Linked DNA regions of Homo sapiens: region 2 is linked to region 1. A link is an interaction called in ENCODE POLR2A ChIA-PET data of the cell type or tissue named here. Cell type or tissue: GM12878. All regions are shown on one strand. Each heading gives the region's core, and the rest is flanking DNA. Links, peaks and the distances in the headings are about the cores only.

What was found. ChIA-PET counts read pairs that join two places held together with the same protein. Peaks named below come from ENCODE experiments on the same cell type or tissue, not always from the same donor. Only the 100,000 strongest peaks of a DNase experiment are listed, where the experiment ranks them.
Region 2: POLR2A ChIA-PET joins it to region 1 with 6 read pairs; 2 of 35 experiments call an interaction of 5 or more read pairs at or near these places.

The regions. Positions count from the first base shown.
Region 1 is chr12:110,079,806-110,088,773 of GRCh38, reverse strand. LOC105369976 (a long non-coding RNA gene) reads left to right here. Exons shown (of 3, transcript XR_945334.2): 3 at 5,961-6,077. Among named protein-coding and RNA genes, the nearest start is that of C12orf76, 36 kb to the right of the region's middle. RefSeq lists an enhancer at 8,908-8,968 and a cis regulatory region at 8,519-8,968. In GM12878, for the core only: no CTCF peak of the experiment used is centred there; no DNase peak of the experiment used is centred there; H3K27ac peaks cover 331 bases.
Region 2 is chr12:110,904,765-110,913,732 of GRCh38, reverse strand. CCDC63 (coiled-coil domain containing 63) reads right to left here. Exons shown (of 12, transcript NM_152591.3): 11 at 8,942-8,968; 12 at 6,198-6,402. The coding sequence ends at 6,257. It overlaps MYL2 (myosin light chain 2), which reads left to right. Exons shown (of 7, transcript NM_000432.4): 5 at 409-487; 6 at 589-637; 7 at 2,558-2,888. The coding sequence ends at 2,656. Among named protein-coding and RNA genes, the nearest start is that of MYL2, 11 kb to the left of the region's middle. In GM12878, for the core only: a CTCF peak has its summit at 7,545 (motif pointing right); DNase peaks (open chromatin) are centred at 7,022 and 7,512; H3K4me3 peaks cover 1,113 bases; H3K27ac peaks cover 3,202 bases.

The DNA.
Region 1 (8,968 bases), core at 536-8,535:
GAAAAAACAAAACTTGGCCAGGCACAGTGGCTCACACCTATAATCCCAGAACTTTGGGAGGCCAAGGCGGGCGGATTGCTTAAGGTCAGGAGTTCGAGACCAGCCTGGCCAACATGGCAAAACCCCATCTCTACCAAAAATACAAAAATTAGCCAGGTGTGGTGGCACACTCCTGTAATCCCAGCTACTCAGGAGGCTGAGGCATGAGAATCGCTTGAACCTGGGAGGCAGAGGTTGCAGTGAGCCAAGATCACGCCTCTGCACTCCAGCCTGGGCTACAGAACTAGACTCTGTCTCAAAAAAAAAAACCCAAAAAAACCTTGTTTCCTCAAAAACTTAAATATAGAATTACCACAAGACCCAGCAATTCTACTACTGGCTATATCTCCAAAGAATCGAAAGCAGAAACATGAACAGGAATTTGCAGAACCATGTTTATAGCAGCATTATCCCCAGTGAGCCGAGATTGTGCCGCTGCACTCTGGCCTGGGCAAGAGAGCGAGACTCTGTCTCAAAAAATAAAAATAAAAAATAAAAAAAGAAGTCCCAAAGTAGGGTAGCTCCTGAATTAGTTAACTCAATTGTTCGAACCAAGTTCTTACCATCATTCTGCTCTGCCATCCAGAGCATGTCATTTCAGAAAGACCATCTCTTCTCGCATCTGTTTCTTAGGAATGACTCCTTCCTTCTTTCCTTCCTTCCTGCCTTCTTGCCTTCTTTCCTTCCTTTCCTCTGTCCCTCCCTCCTTCCTTCCTTGACAGGATCTCAGTCTGTCAGACAGGCTGGAGTGCAGTGATGTGTTCATAGCTGATTGCAACCTTAGACTCCTGCACTCAAGTGATCCTCCCACCTCAGCCTCCCAAGTAGCTGCGACAACAGGCATGCACCACCACGCCTGGCTAATTTAAAAATTTTTTATAGACAGGTCTCACTATCAGCCCAGACTGATCTCAAACTCCTGAGCTCAAGCAATCCTCCCATCTCAGCCTCCCAAAGTGCTGAGATTACAGGTTTGAGCCAGTAAGCCCGGCCCCTACGTCTTTCTTTAGAAGCCCCACAACAAATTTCCTCTTGTGTTTCATAGCCATACACTTGTTTTCATACCCATTCCTACACCAGTCACCCACAAGTAGAATGGGACTAACATGATATTCCTGAATTGGGGATGATGTTGTCTTTCTCAAGAGTTTAAAACCTGAATAAAATTGGGGATTCTGTTAACAAGGAAAATAGAATGGTTTGTTTGTTTGTTTGTTTGTTTGTTTATAGAGGGGGTCTCACTCAGCACTCACTGCAGCCTCCACCTCCTGGGCTCAAATGATCCCCCACCAACTGCCACCCAGCTTCCAGAGTAGCTGGGACCGTAGGTGCATGCCACCATACCTGGCTATTTTTTCTTTTTCTTTTTTTTTTGTTTGAGATAGAGTCTCGCTCTGTCACCCAGGCTAGAGTGCAGTGGTGCAATCTCGATTCACTGCAGGCTCTGCAGTGAATGGGTATGAAAACAAGTGTATGGCTATGAAACACGAGAGGAAATTTGTTGTGGGGCTTCTAAAGAAAGATGTAGGGGCCAGGCCTACTGGCTCAAACCTGTAATCTCAGCACTTTGGGAGGCTGAGATGGGAGGATTGCTTGAGCTCATGAGTTCGAGATCAGCCTGGGCTGATACAGTGAGACCTGTCTAGAACTCCCGGGTTCAAGCGATTCTCCTGCCCCAGCCTCCCGAGTAGCTGGAATTACAGGCGCCCACCACCACACCCAACTAATTTTTTGTATTTTTAGTAGGGACGGAGTTTGGCCATGTTGGCCAGGTTGGTCTCAAACTCCTGGCCTCAGGTGATCCACCTACCTCAGCCTCCCAAAGTGCTGGGATTACAGGCATGAGCCACCACGCCCTGCCTCCACCTGGCTATATTTTCTATTTTTTATAGAGAAAAGGGGTCTCATTATGTTGCCCAGGCTGATCTTGAACTCCTGGGCTCGAGGGATCCTCCTGCCTCCCAAAGTGCTGGGATTTCAGGCATGAGCTCCCATGCCCCACTTAGAATGAATTTTGAATGGGCAATTAAGAGTGTCTGCTACACCCCTGAGACTGACAAGCTCTCGGGATTAATGGACACGTGGGAAGGACTGTTTCAAGCGTGCTTCTATTACCAACTAGCAAGTGAGGGGTATGAGTTCCCAAATTCTGGGTCAAAGGTGGCTCACTTACAGATTCTCATTCCAGCCTGTGAGATGGAGTAAAGGAAGAGTGGGGCGTGCTCTTTATTTTTAAGGTCATGACCTCTGCACAAACAGTTCCCTCTACTTCCTGCCCTAAGTAAGCCCTGGCTCTTCCCTGATAGTCCTTGAAGCCCTTACCAGGGAATGGTGGTCCTTCTCCCAACCCCATGGTGTCCTCTGTCCTCCACACCTCTATTACTAGATCCATAGTCCTCCATCTTGAGTAAGTGCTGAGGCTCCTGGCATCTGGCTGTACCACCTTCTGTGCCCTCTCATTGATGATGCCTACTCATCAATCAGTCAACCAACCTATCAACCCTTATTCTCAAAGGGCTTTGGCAACTGGCTTATCCTTCTCACCCCAGTTCCTACTGCCATACTGGTGACTTTAATGACCTAGGACCTGGCCGAACTCCTGGCCCCTCAGCTCCTGTCCCTTCTTATTCCAATGACCTTCACCTCCACTCTGCTTTAGCCACCATTTCCCTGGACCATGTCCTGGACCTTGGTTTCTCCTGGAAAAAATCTTCCTCTAAAGTCTCACATTTCTCTGATCACAGGCTTGCACCTTCTGTTCTTTTGGTCATTCCAGCTTAGCAGTTCTTTGAACTACAGAATCCCTTGGCCCTTCCACTTTCTCCCTCTCAGGACCCTCCTTCCTCCAATTCCTTTCCCATCCAGCCTAGATTCCATGATCTTTGCTATATCCAGGCATGGATGTTGTGAACGACTCCCCGACATCCATTCCAACCCAGATGGTTGGTCCAAGCAGGTCATGGTCATTCCCTGTCTTTTGTCAGGAGAGGAACAGGCGTGTGACTCACTTCTAGCACTAGAGGGTAGAGTGAGGTGGGACGAAAGGGACTCTGGGAAAGATTTTCCCATGAAAGAGACAAAAGAATTGATTATCTTTCTTTCTGAGGACGAACCCAACAACAAGGGTGGCAGTACAGAGAGAAAGAAAGAACCCAGATCCTTGACTATGTTGTCAAGCCACTAAATCAACACACTCTGAAGCTTATCTTGCCCCAGGATATCCTAGTACATGAAATAACCATTTATTTCATATTTAAGCCAGCTTGAGTCAGGCATTCTGCTACTTTCACACAAAAGCACCCTAAATAACATAATTTGCAACTTGTGGCAAAAGCCCAGTCCTGGATCAATGTAAATTTCCTTCCATGATGTTTATACCTGTTCTGGTTAGACTGGTGGAGAAGACAACAGGTCCTCAGTCCTCCAGAAACCTCAGACGTCTCTCTACCCTCCACCATTAGGAGAGCCTTAGTTTTCCTCATCTATCTCCAGCCTTTGTTTAGGGTTGCAGAAGACCTGGGTTGTTATGTAAAATGGCCAGCTATCTTGACTAGGAAACAGGTATTTTTTGAATTTCCCAAGGATAGCATGGGTATTCAGCTTGGGTAGAGAGGAATAGAGGGGAGATCTTGAGGTTTAAATAAACCCAGCATTTATAAGAAGGTAGGGTAGGTATATCCAGATTAAGCTGAGTGAACCAAGTCATTCCCAGTGGCTGAGTTGAGTCAGGGGACAAAGAAAAGCTTTCTGCTCTATGTTGTGGCCTGACAGGGGATGCAAGTCCCAGGAAAGGGTGATCTATGGGCAGAGCAACAGAATCAGCCTTTTGCTGCTGTATCTTGGGCCTGGCTAGTTACAGTCCCAGTAACACATGTTGACACCATAACAAACAGTAGACACCAATGATGACATACCTTAAAATTATGTGAACCACTTGGCAAGTCCTGGTGGGTTGCTGGGTGTGGAGGTGGAAGGCCGTTCCTGTTGGTGGGAAGGCCCCAGGTTGCTCCCATAATCTGTCACTTAGACTGCTGGCAATAACAAATTCATGGTCTCTAATTCTTACCACCACCCGGGAATTCCTGTTTTCCCTGTTGGCGCTCTCCTCCCGTTCACCATAGCAACTATTTTGAATCTTCTTGACACTCATCCCACTTCCCACCCTCTTGCCTTTCCTCTCATTCTCATCAGACAACTCTGCCTCCTATTTCTTTTTCTATTCTTTCCCTCCTTCCTTCCATCCTTCCTTCCTTCCTTTCCTTCCTTCCTTCTTTTTCTTTCTTTCTCTCTTTCTTTTTCTTTTTTTTTTTTTGAGACAGGGTCTTACTCTGTTGCCCAGACTGGGGTGAAGTGGTACAATCATGGCTTACTGCAGTCTTGACCTCCTGAGTTCAAGGTGATCCTCCTACCTCAGCCTCCCAAGTGGCTGGGACTACCCTGCCTCCTATTTCAATATTTGTGTTGAACTCAGGAGTTTGAGACCAGCCTGGCCAACATGGTGAAACCCTGTCTCTACTAAAAAAAATACAAAAATTAGCTGGGGGTGGTGGTGCACGCCTGTAATCCCAGCTACTAAGGAGGCTGAGGCAGGAGAATCCTTTGAACCCAGGAGGTGGAGGTTGCAGTGACCCAAGATCTTGCCACTGCACTCCAGACTGAGCGACAGAGCAAGACTCCATCTCATGGCTCACACCTGTAATCCCAGCACTTTGGGAGGCCGAGGCGGGTGGATCACTTGAGGTCAAGAATTCAAGGCCAGCCTGGCCAACATGGTGAAACCCCATCTCTACTAAAAATACAAAAGTAGCTGAATATGTTGGCACATGCCAATAATCCCAGCTACTTGGGAAGCTGAGGCAGAAGAATTGCTTGAACCCGGGAGGTAGAGGTTGCAGTAAGCCGAGATCGCACCACTGCACTCCAGCCTGGGCAACAAGAGCGAAACTGTGTCTCCAAAAAAAAAAAAAAGAAAAAGGAAAAGAAAATATTTTTTATTTTTATTTTGCTATGTTGTCCAGGCTGGTCTCAAAATCCTGGCCTCAAGTGATCCTCCCACCTCCGCCTCCCAAGTAGCTGGGACTATGGGCGTGAGCACAAGACTTCACACAAAATAGATGCCATCTATCTGATTGGGACTACCCTTACCTTACTTGCTTATTTGCAACTAAACTCACCTTTTCTTCTATCCCACAGATGTTGTAGCACTGTCCAGTTGAACTTTCTACAATGGTAGGCAAGTTCTGTATGTCTTTGCTGTTCAATATGGTAGCCATTAGCTACATGTGGCTATTGAAATACGGCTTGTACAACTGAAGAAGTGAATTTTAAATTTTATTTCATTTTAATTAATTTAAATTGAAGTAGCCACATGGGGTGAGTAGCCACCCTATTAGGCAGCACCAGTTTAGCATAACTAAAAGAAAAACATTTTTAGATACCAAGGCACGGGGGTTTCTGCTAACCCTCTGACATCACTAGGCAATAGACTCTTGATCAACTTATTTTAAGAATTCTGGGCCAGGCACAGTGGCTCATGACTATAATCCCAGCATTTTGGGAGGCCGAGGCAGGGGGATCACCTGAGGTCGGGAGTTCGAGACCAGCCTGACCAACAGGGAGAAACCTCATCTCTACTAAAAATACAAAATTAGCCAGGCGTGGTGGCGCATTCCTATAATCCCAGCTACTTGAGAGGCTGAGGCAGGAGAATCACTTGAACCCAGGAGGCGGGGGTTGCAGTGAGCTGAGACATTGCACTCCACTCCCATGGGCAACAAGAACGAAACTCGGTCTGAAAAGAAAAAGCATTCTGAATTAGGTGATGAGAAGGAAGCAAGAGAGAGTTAAAAAGGCACATTCACTGAGAAATAGCCCTGGAGAAATATAGAGGAAAATAATATTGCTTTGACATGTTGTTTTAGTCATGGCAGTTATCAAGAAAGAAACCACAGTGAACCACGGCTGGAACATTGCACACCCGACAGAGAAGAAAAGCCTTGGCCAGGCACGGTGGCTCACGCCTGTAATCCCAGCACTTTGGGCGGATCACGAGGTCAGGAGATCGAGACCATCCTAGCTAACACGGTGAAACCCCGTCTCTACTAAAAATACAAAAAAATTAGCCAGGCATGGTGGCGGGCGCCTGTAGTCCCAGCTACTTAGGAGGCTGAGGCAGGAGAATGGCGTGAACCTGGGAGGCAGAGCTTGTAGTGAGCCAAGACTGTGCCACTGCACTCCAGCCTGGGCGACAGAGCGAGACTCCATCTCAAGAAAAAAAAGAAAAAAAGAAGAAAAGCCTTGTATCGTGGCTGTAAAGCCCCGCTGGTACGGACATGTTCACAGAGTCTGTGGGAAGAAGTATGGAACACCAGCCAGGTAGAGGAGAGTGAGGTGTCATCATCAGTTGAGTAATTTCAAAGGGTGTCCAGTTATCTTTGTTTGCATTTTCTATCTTTAATGCAAAATGTGTGCAATACAAATAGAATGGTAACTTGCATGTCCCATTTTGTGTAGCTGATTTTGCTCACTTTTGGAGACTCTTGTTGGGGCAGTCCTGGAGAAATAGCTGAGAGAGCAAAACAGCTGAATATTCATTATTTTCTTAAGTGGTCGATAACTGCAAAAGCTCTATGTCATTTCTTAAACAGTTTCTTTCAGTCTCTTTACCTCTAGGTATGCTAGTTTACAAGGACTCTAGATGCCCTGGGAGCTTCAAAATGTTTCACCAATTATCAGAGGAAGGTAAGGCCTGCTGGAAACCAGAGCAAACCAGAATCAGGGACTCCTTGTTATCTTTAGATCATTAACTTATTATTATAATACTAAAATCCCCACCCATAGAAGAAAATTACTATTTTCTGACCATGCATCGTATGAAGACACATGTTTATGGTTTGTGCCTGCGCATCTAAAGTTCCTCCCTGCACAGACTTACAAACCTTTCCACCCCATATCTAACTCTTTAAAATTCTCCAGCTTTCCACAGCTTGGGGAGGAGGAGGTGTTTCTGGAGTGAGAGGTCACTCCTTCTCCTTCTCTGGCCAGAGAATAAATCCAGCTGGCCTTTTTTTTTTTTCCAATTTTGGTGTTCTTTCTTTGCAAGTGATATAAAATAAGGAAAGGACTCAGTTTACCTATGACAGTTCTATCACTTTATATTTTGAAAAGTTACACATCTTTTCAAATCTGTAAAGTTTGAGTACATTTTCCTCTCCCTCGGACCTCCCCTAAATGAGTAGCCAATTGTTTAAAGATCCTATCTGGAGGAATTTATTTCTCCCTTGATTTAAATGTTTTTATCACACACTAAGTTCCTACTTTTTTTTTTTTTTTTTTTTTTTTTTTTTTGCATACAGAGTCTCACTCTGTTGCCCAGGCTGGAGTGCAGTGGCATGAACATGGCTCACTGCAGCCTTGACCTTCCGGGCTCAAGCGATCCTCCCACCTCAGCCTCCCGAGTGGTTGAGACCACAGGCGTGCACCACCACTGGCTGATTTATTTTTATATCTTGTAGAGACAGGGCCTCCCTCTGTTGCCCAGGATGATCTTGAACTCCTGGGCTCAAGCAATCCTGCTGCTTTGGCTGCCCAAAGTGCTGGGATTACAGGTGTGAGCCACCACACCCGGGTTCCACCTATCTTCGTGTTTAATACTTGACTCCATTCTGTTCCAGTAATTTATCTGTCAGGTCCCTTACTAGAGCGGCTTTAATTTCACAGCTTTACCATCGCTCTTAATATCTCCTTGGCCACCGGCTTACTTGTGAAGTGTTCATCCCGTGGCCTCTGGATACTCACTGTCTCCTGGTCTTCCTCTCCTCCCTAGTGCCTCAGCTTAGTCTCCTTGATGTTGGTGTCCTTTAAGGAGCTGTCTTCAGTCCCCCTCCATGTCACTGTACCCTTTCCCTGGGCAGGACCCTGTCTCCACTCTTGCCCTTTCTGCCCATTTTCCAGGGTGCAGCCAGAGTGCTCTGAGTTGCAAATGAGATCATGCCACACCCTTGTTTATAAACCCACTTATTGCTCTCAGGGAAAATTCCAGACAGACTCCTTAACACCAGCACATAACGGCTGGACGAGGTTCAGGTGAATGTAGTTTGTTGGGAGGTGACCCAGGAAGAGGCATGGGGAAGGGAGGCAGGGAAGGGAAGGCAATCGACACAGGAAGCACTAAAGAGCAGGTCACGACCAGGCATGGTGGCTCACGCCTGTAATTCCAGCACTTTGGGAGGCTGAGGTGGTTGGATCACTTGAGGTCAGGAGTTCGTGACCAGCCTGGCCAACATAGTGAAACCTTGTCTCTACTAAAAATACAAAAATTAGCCGGGCGTGGTGGAGGGCGCCTGTAATCCCCACCTACTCGGGGAGGCTGAGGCAGAAGAATCGTTTGAACCCGAGAGGGGAAGGTTGCAGTGAGCCGATGTGGCGCCGCTGCACTGCAACCGGGGCAACAGAGCGAGACTCCATCTCGGGGGTGGGAGCGGAGGGGGGTGGAATTAAAAAAGGAAGGGCAGGTCATCGCTGTGGGCATCTGGGCTCTGTCCCACTAGGGTCCCCTGGAGACTGCCTAGACCTGCCTCAGTGCTGTCCCACCTGAGGGAATTGGGGTATTTAATCAGCAGTCCCCTAGCCTCTATTCTCTGAGAGCTCTCTCTCTTCTTTCTCTCTCTCTCTCTCTCGCTCCTTCCTTTTCTTCTTCCTCCTTTCTCCCTGTCTTCTCCCTTCATGGACGTCAGCGCTTGACGCCATGTTTGTTTGTGGCCCCGCCCACAGCCATAGCTGATTGGACTAGGGATAAATAACTAGGCCAATCATTCCCCTTGAATTCCGGAACTGGATAGTGGATCTGGGCTTGCACTCGAACTGTGGACACCTAACCTTGAAGGCAGTGTTGGACCACGTGCCCTGGGAGAAACAGAGGAATCCATTG
Region 2 (8,968 bases), core at 242-8,241, 830 kb before region 1:
ATTGCTCCAAGACTTAACCTAAGTCAGACCTCATGCTAACCACTTTATATGCATTACCCCACTTAATAGCAACTAGGAGGTATGCTCTATTCTTATCACCAGTTTACAGATGGGGAACTGAGACTAAGAGACAGAAAGTCCCTTGTCTGAGGCCACATGGCTAGCAAGTGCCAGGGTTAAGATTTGAATCCCAGGCTTTCAAATCTAGATGATGTTTGACCTTGGGTTCTCAGCCCTCTCTTCGAAATACAGAGGCTCAGTGATCAGACGAAAGCAGGGTCTTTTTCCTCCATGCAAAGCAGCCTTGCTCTGGCCCCTTCATCTCTGGGGGAACTTGGGCCCTGCTGCCTGGGGTGCCAGTGGTTCCCAGCCACCCCCAGTACATGTAAGCCCTGTGTTCCGTTTCAGGAGCGGACCCTGAGGAAACCATTCTCAACGCATTCAAAGTGTTTGACCCTGAAGGCAAAGGGGTGCTGAAGGCTGATTAGTGAGTGGGGTCTGTGGGGGAGGAAGGGGGTTCCCTGCTTGCCCCCTGTCCCCCCTACACACACACAACTGACACCAACACCTGCTTTCCTTTCTCTGCAGCGTTCGGGAAATGCTGACCACGCAGGCGGAGAGGTTTTCCAAGGAGGAGGTAATGGGGTCCTTCAAGCACTCCCTCTAACCCAGCTCCTGGGTTCTCCTTCTGGGGGGCTCCGTCTCCCCTCTCGTCTAAAGCACCCCTGACCCCACACTGACAGAGAACCAGCTATCGTCTTCTGAGGCCTGGCCTCATTTCATTCTCTGCCACCCTATGAGGTAGGGACTGGCATAACTGCCATTTTACAGATAGGCAAACTGAGACCCAGGGAAGTAAAGTCACTCATCTAAAATAACAATAATCACACCTGTAATCCCAGCACTTTGGGAGGCCAAGGCAGGAGGATCACTTGAGACCAGGAGTTTGAGACCAGCCTAGCCAACATGAGGAAACCCTGTCTCTACTAAAAATACAAAAATTAGCTGGGCATGGTGGTGGACGCCTGTATTCCCAGCCACTCAGGAGGCTGACGCATGGCACGAGAATCGCTTGAACCCGGGAGGCAGAGGTTGCAATGAGCCAAGATCATGCCACTGCACTCCAGTCTGGGCAACAGAGCAAGACTCTGTCTCAAAAATAAAATAAAATAACAACACTAATAGTAAATGCCAGGACCTAGATTCAAACCTAGGTCTGCGTGACTGCAGGTTCTGCCTTGCTCACGATGCATAGAGACCTGCTTAGAGCATGACATTATTATGGCGTGAAGGGCCGCCACATACTGTCATGTGAGTTGTGCACTGAACAATTCTTCTAAATGTCAGTTTCATAAAAGTCATCAGACTGTGTATTTGTTGCAACAGCTTTCCAGAACTGGCAGTAAAGTGTCTGGTAATAATTTTTTTTTTTTTCAACTCAGGTGGTGCGGTAGTGAGTTTGGTAGAAGGGGCACTTTTGCTAATTTGCCAAAGCTTCTGTATGAGCAAGCAATGGTGCCGTCAACCTTATTAGTGAACCTTAATGAGTCGATTTTAAATGCTCCCCTCATAGCCTCACAGGCCTGTTTCCATCAAGTTCCACATTTTACTAAAAATTGTATGTAGATTTTCCCTCCCCCAAAATTCAAGCAGCTAAAAGGGCTGCCTTCACTTTCCACCTGCTGTGTGCTTTGAACAAGCTCCTTAACCTCACTGCACCTCAATTTCCTCATCTGTAAAGTGGGAATAATAATAGAAGCTACCTCATAGGAGATTGCGAGGATTCGACATGTTAATGTGGGGAAAGTGTGAACTTGTGGCAAGGGCAATATAAGTGCTAGCTATGAATAGCCAGTATGTTTTAAAAAAATAATAATAATAACTAGCCAATGCTTTTTAAATGGGGAAATTTTGTGTAAAAACAAAAATCTAGATTTCTGACACCCTGGACCCTGTGGTCACTTCATGTCACCTTTTTAGATGGCCACGTGTCTCCATTTAGCCATAGGACCTATCCTGCTCCCTTGCATAACCTGCCTGGCCCCTCGGAACCCTTGAGTTTGTGATCCCAGTGGAAGGCTGGGTTTCCAGGGACATCTCTGCATGATGTTTACTTGGGAGGGCCCTTGGGGTCAGGGAAGGAAGAACAGGGAAGGGCAAGAAAGGAAGAACAGGGAAGGGCAAGGAAGGAAAAGTGCATGAAGGAAGAAGTTGAGCCAAGATTTAGGCCCAAAGATCGGCACTGCTGACTACCCAGGGAGGGAGCTTATTCTACAGCTCTCCTGAGAGGTACCAAGTTGGGCGAGATGGCCGTGCCTTTATACCCCCACACCAATCCCATCCGCTGGCTGTGGGCTGCCCCAGAAAGGGCATGACCTTGGGCGAGGGGGCCCTGCAGCAGCTGGGGAAGTCCTTCCCCGGAGGACCCTCTGAGTGGCCCATGTTCCCATCCCCCACCCCCCAGCTATCCGTCCACTCAGGCCCCGCCCACAGCCCCCCACCCTCCGTCTCAGTTCCCCTCCCCTCGTCCTTAGCACGTGTTGCTGGCTCATTGCAGGTTGACCAGATGTTCGCCGCCTTCCCCCCTGACGTGACTGGCAACTTGGACTACAAGAACCTGGTGCACATCATCACCCACGGAGAAGAGAAGGACTAGGAGGGGGCTCGCTGCTGCGCCCTGGGCTCGTCTTTGCAGAGTGGTCCCTGCCCTCATCTCTCTCCCCCGAGTACCGCCTCTGTCCCTACCTTGTCTGTTAGCCATGTGGCTGCCCCATTTATCCACCTCCATCTTCTTTGCAGCCTGGGTGGCTATGGGTACTTCGTGGCCGCACATCCTACAGTTGGAAATCCATCCAGAGGCCATGTTCCAATAAACAGGAGGTCGTGTATTTGGTCACGACATTTCTCTGACAAACAGTGCCTTGTGTAAGGAAGGCAAAGGCAGATGAGCTAGTGACAGCCTTGCAGTCATTATTATTGAATCTTGGTGACTCTTTATTTAAGGTAGACCTTTGCAGCCACTCAGAACTGTTTCTATCAAGGATCACGTTTTCCTGGAATGTTACCTGGATGACCAAAGCCCTCTCTTCCAAAGAGCTCAAGCATTTAGAGGGCCTTGCTTCCATGACATCTGTCCCTTGGGATGCCATCGGAATGCCTCTCCTGCCAGTGACAGTGACAAGAAGGAAGCGGACTGACACATGGTAGGAACATAGCTCGTTCAACAGTAATCACACCTGCTAATCCTAAGAGGGTGACTTCTAGTTTCAGATAAAGTAGAAGTTGTCTGTACTTCTTCCCTAGCAAACTGAGGGAGTGGTACTGACTTCTGTCTCTGTCTGGGGCCCAGGCCTGGATGTGAGTTGACCTTTGATTTTGAATGACCACAGTCACGGTTGAAGCATTCAGGTCTGTTATGGCTGCAAGAGTCCCAGTGTAAGAAACAAATAGGGCCAGGTGTGGTGGCTCACGCCTGTGATGCTAGCGCTTTGAGAGGCTGAGGCAGGAGGATCACTTGAGCCCAAAAGTTTGAGACCAGCCTAGGCAACATAGTGAGATCCAATCTCTATAAAAAATAAATAGCCAGGCATGGTGGTGTGCACCTGTGGTCTCAGCTACCCAGGAGGCTGCAGTGGGAAGATCGCTTGAGCCCAGGAGGTCGAGGCTGCAGTGAACTGCACTCCAGCCTGGGTGGCAGAGTAAGACTCTGTCTCTTAGAAAAGGAAAAAAAAAAAAAACAGAAATAGGTTCAAATAACTAAGAAGTCCAAGGGCTTCAAGCACAATTGCACCTAGGAGCCCAGGCAGTGCCCTCAGAGGCTGGGGAGGCCTCTGTTTTCTGTCACGTTGCTCTGCTCTCAGCAGTGGCAAAATAATTAAGAGCAGCTCCTGCCCCTTTTCCAGCCCCTCAGCAATCCTAGAAGAGCGTACTCCTCTCTCTTCCAGCTCCACACAAACATCAGAACAGGGCCTTGTGGGATCCCTCTGGGGCACTTGACACCCCTGAGCCAATCACCATGGACTGGCAAGGGCAGTGCTCTGATGGACAGGCCTGGCTCAAATGATCAGCCCTGTGCTGGGGTTGAAATCAGAGTCCTCCTGAACCATATGGCCTGGAGATGGGAGGGAAGATTCCCCAGAGGAAAACCCAAGAAGAAGCAGGGAGTGGACTTCGGGTACTTCAAGTTTTCAAGAGAATCCCAAGAACCCTCCCAGCACTTTGGGAGGTCGAGTCAGGCAGATGGCTTGAGGTCAGGAGTTCGAGACCAGCCTGGCCAAAATGGCAAAACCCCGTCTCTACTAAGAATACAAAAATTAACCAGGCATGGTGGCACATGCCTGTAATCCCAGCTACTCAGTAGGCTGAGGCAAGAGAATCACTTGAACCCGGGAGGTGGAGGTTGCAGTGAGCTGAGATCACACCACTCACTGAGCTGAGATCACTCCAGCCTGGGCGACAGAGCCAAACTCCGTCTCGGAAAAAAAAAAAAAAAGAGAGAGAGAGAGAGAGACTCCTAAGAACCCAAGAACCCAGGACACAGCCCAAGTCAGTGATGTGATGGGAAGAAGCTGAAATGTGGTGACGGAGTGGAGCTGGGGTCACAGTGAAGGCAGGAGGACCCAGGAGGCCAGAGGAGCCACAGTTAGGGCCAGTCCTCAAGGCTTGACAATGACAACAGTGGGAGGAGCTCAGGGCTGAGCCATTAACAAGACGAATGAAACTGTCCCCTGGCTGCAGAGACCTGGGGCCCCTTTCAAAGCAGGCTGCGTGGGCAGGGACCCAGGGGAGTCATGGCCCCATCCCCATGACCCAGGACACCCCACACCCTGTGGTGACCCTCGCCCCTCACGGCTTCCCTGCACTCCAGAGTTGGTCCAGGCCGAGAGCCTCATACCCGGGCTCCTGTGGTCAGAGATGCAGTCCGGCACCAAGAAGGCGGGACTCAGGACACTCCAGGGCAGTGCGTGGTTCTGGGCAAGACACCCTGGACTCAGCTCCACAGTGACATGCTCACCCACGACAGACACACGCAGAGACAGAGACATGCAGAGACACACAGAGAGATACAGAGATGCACACAGATACACAGTGAGCTGAGATCACACCACTCACTGAGCTGAGATCACTCCAGCCTGGGCAACAGAGCCAAACTCCGGCTCAAAAAAAAAAAAAAAGAGAATCCCAAGAACAGGTACAGACTTGCAGAGACATACAGAACACACAGAGACAGAGACACAGGGACATACAGAGATGCACACAGAGATACAGAGACACACACAGATACAGACACGCAGAGACACACAGACAGGGACACACAGAGACATACAGAGACACACACAGAGACACAGAGATGCACACAGATACAGACATGCAGAGACACACAGAGAGAGAGACACAGAAACATACAGAGACACACACAGAGACACACAGATAGGGACACACAGAGACACACACAGAGAGAGCCACAGAAACATACAGAGACACATAGACAGGGACACACAGAGACATACACAGGTGCAGACATGCAGAGACACACAGAGACAGAGACACAGAGACATACGGAGATGCACGCAGATACAGACATGCAGAGACACACACGGACACAGAGATATACAGAGACACACACCGGTGCAGACACGCAGAGACACACAGAAACAGAGACACAGAGACATATGGAGATGCACACAGATACTGAGACACACACGGGTACACACATACATGGACACACAGACACAGAGACACACTCAGATACACAAAGAGATATACACAGACATATATACAGACACATAGATACAAACACACAGAGACACAGACACTCAGAAACACAGATATACACACATGTACACAGACACACCCAGAGTAGCAGATCCAGCACGCCCCCAGCTCCCACTTCCCATTTGTGAGTGTTTGCCACACCTCGGGTGGCCAGGGGCGTCTCAGGATCCACACTTTGGCTCCAGCATGGCCCCTCCCCCGGGCTAGTCCCTGTTACATCTGGTGGACCGCATCTGCATCCATGTCTCTGCATATCTGGGGGTGGCCTGTGCTGGTCTCCAGCTCAGAGGTTTCCAGGGGCCTTGATGGACTCACATGGTTCCCACTCCCTGTTCCCGCTTTTACTTCTCGCTCCTCGGCCCCAGCCCAGAGGTGGCCCCAGTACCCAAAGCCCTTAGTAATGTGTGTGACAGGCACGAGGCTACAGAACAAAACATTTATTCTTTCGGTTATGTTGCAAAGGTGGCCCCATGCATGCACCTCACATGGTTACTTTCTTCCTGGATCTGAAGTCATCCACCTTCTCAGGCAGGCTGTCTCCGCGCACTTCCTTACTCCGATTCTCCTTCAGGATATAATTGTCGAGAACCAGCTGCCGAAGGCTGCTGTGGTCCAGGGGCTGTTCCACTGCACCAAGATCAGATTTGTGTGAGGTGCTGGGAAATCAACCCCAGGGCTGGGGCTAAGCCTGGTTTGGCGTCCCTCCATAGCACTGGGGAGTGGAGCATGGAAATTCTCAGGTTTCAAGGAGGGGGAGAATGAACAGAAATATACTTCTTGGGGCTGCCCAGACAATGACTAGTTTTTCTCCCAGACAAGGATGTGAAGAATGTCTGGTTTAATGTTAAGGAGTTAGGGCCACCATGTGCAGTTGTTCAGGATGTGCACTGCACAAAGACACCTGAGGAGAGCGGTAGATGGATGGGCTGAAATCCAGCCCCCACTTGATTGCTGAGCCATAGCTACCCAGAAGGGGCAACTTTTTCTAATTTAATCTACCCAGAAGTGGCCCTTCTAATTCACACCTGTAGGCCATAGAGGCCAGTGGGCTGGGAGAACCTAATGTTCATCAACATTCCCTTGAACAGATGTGAAGACAGTATCTGTACATTTCTGACCTTGTGAGGACGACTTAACCAGCAGCTTGGCCCACCTCTCCCCCCAACCTTTTAGGAACTGAAAGGGCGGTGGAAGTTGTGCTGAGATGGGTGGCATCTGACCTAGCTTTCACTCCTGCTGCGTTTCAGTCTCCTCAGCTGAAACACACAGGATCTCTGTGTGTGCGTGTGTGTGTGCATGTGTTGTGTGCATGTGTGTGTGTGCACGTGTGCTTGTTGGGGGTCTCTACATCCTTGGCACACTTGAAATGCTGCTCAGAGAAATGGGGGCAGCTTTTAAAAAATTGATTTTTTCCCCTACTTACTAAAGTCATGCAAGGTCATTGTAAGAGAAAATTTCAAACAATACAGAATTGTTTAACTTAGAAATGCAACATTATTTGCAAACCACCATCCAGAATTATCCACTGTAACAGGTGGCTTATACACCTCTGTTTGGTTTTTTATGCATAATCTAGAAACCTTCCTCCTTCCCTTTCTCTCATCGCCCCTCCCTCCTCCTCCTCCTCCTCCTCCTCCTCTTCCTGCCTCTGAGCCTTCCTCCCTCTCTCCCTCTCCCTCCCCCTCTCACATGTCTTATATCTCTTATTACGTATCAGGGTTGTGAAGTGCTGTCCTGTGCATTGTGAGATTTTTAGCAGCATCCTTGGCCACTAGATGACAGCAGCACCGTCACTTTCAGTTGTGACAACCAAAAATATCTTCAGATATTGCCAAATGTCCCATAAAGGGTAAATCACCCCTGACTGAGGACTACTGGCAAAAAAAAAGTATATATATTATATATATATTATATATTATATTATTATAATATATAATATATATTATATTATATAATATATATTATAATAATATAATATATATTTTATATAATATATATTATAATAATATAATATATATTTTATATAATATATATTATATATAATATAATATATATTATATATAATATTATATATATACACACACACATATATACACATACACACACACATATATATACATACACGTGTGTGTGTACACACGCATGTGTGTGCCTGTGTATTGCATGCATATGTAGAGAATGTTTTTAGAAAGATGGGATTATACAATACAGTACTTCTCAGGATGCCCAGACAATTGTGCAACTGACTGTTTTCCCTTTTTGTCTTAATATCAAGGGCATCTTCCTAGTCTCTTCATATTGGCCCTGTGCCTTATTTTTGGGGCTGCTTAGAATTCCACTGCATGGGTGGATGAGCTGGACCTTATTTAACCAATCTCTAAGGGGTGGGCATTATACTTGTTTCCAGTTTGGGGCTGCAGTGAACAGCCTCCACTCCTCCACCTTTCATCTTCCACCCTTGAGTAGTCCTTCTGGAAGGATCGGTTCCCATATATGTGGCCAAACTGCTCTCCAAAAAGCAGGTGAGGTCAATTTGATTCCCACCTTCAGAGTGAAGGCCTGGCTCCCCACATGAGGAGGATGAGTGAGTTTCCACCTTGGAAAAGAAGGAAGATCAATGGGCTGGTGTTGGAAGAGCCACAGTTGACCATTTCGCTTCTGGCATGGACCAGGTTGAAGCTGCTTCAACCGTGGGGTTAGGGGACAAAAATGGGGAGGGGCCAAGGATGGGTCCTGGAGGCACAATGGGTCAGGGAAAGGGTGGTCATAGGTGAGTGAGACTCAGGAGCATAGATAGGGTGAGCATGAGACACTGAGTCTGGGAACTCTGTTTACTCATAACTTGCCAACTTGTAAACTTTTGATATTTTAAGGTTCATTTTAAATGATCAAAAGGTAGTTTTGACTTTTAAAAATATCCAAAATAACTAAACTTCAGGATCTGTGTCACCCTAGCATCATAGAGAGAAAAGTCCCCAAGCAAGTGACACCAAGTGACCACAGCCAAGATGGCACCCAAGGGAACTGGCAGGCCACAAGAGCTCATAAAGAGAGGAAACCGAGGTTCAACACTGCAGACCCTCTCGGGCACCTGGACACGGTCTCCCCAGACCTGAAGGCACAGGTTCCCTAGCAACCTGTGCAGATTGAGAGAGAGAGAACTCACCATCATCCAACCTGTCGCTGAAGGGGT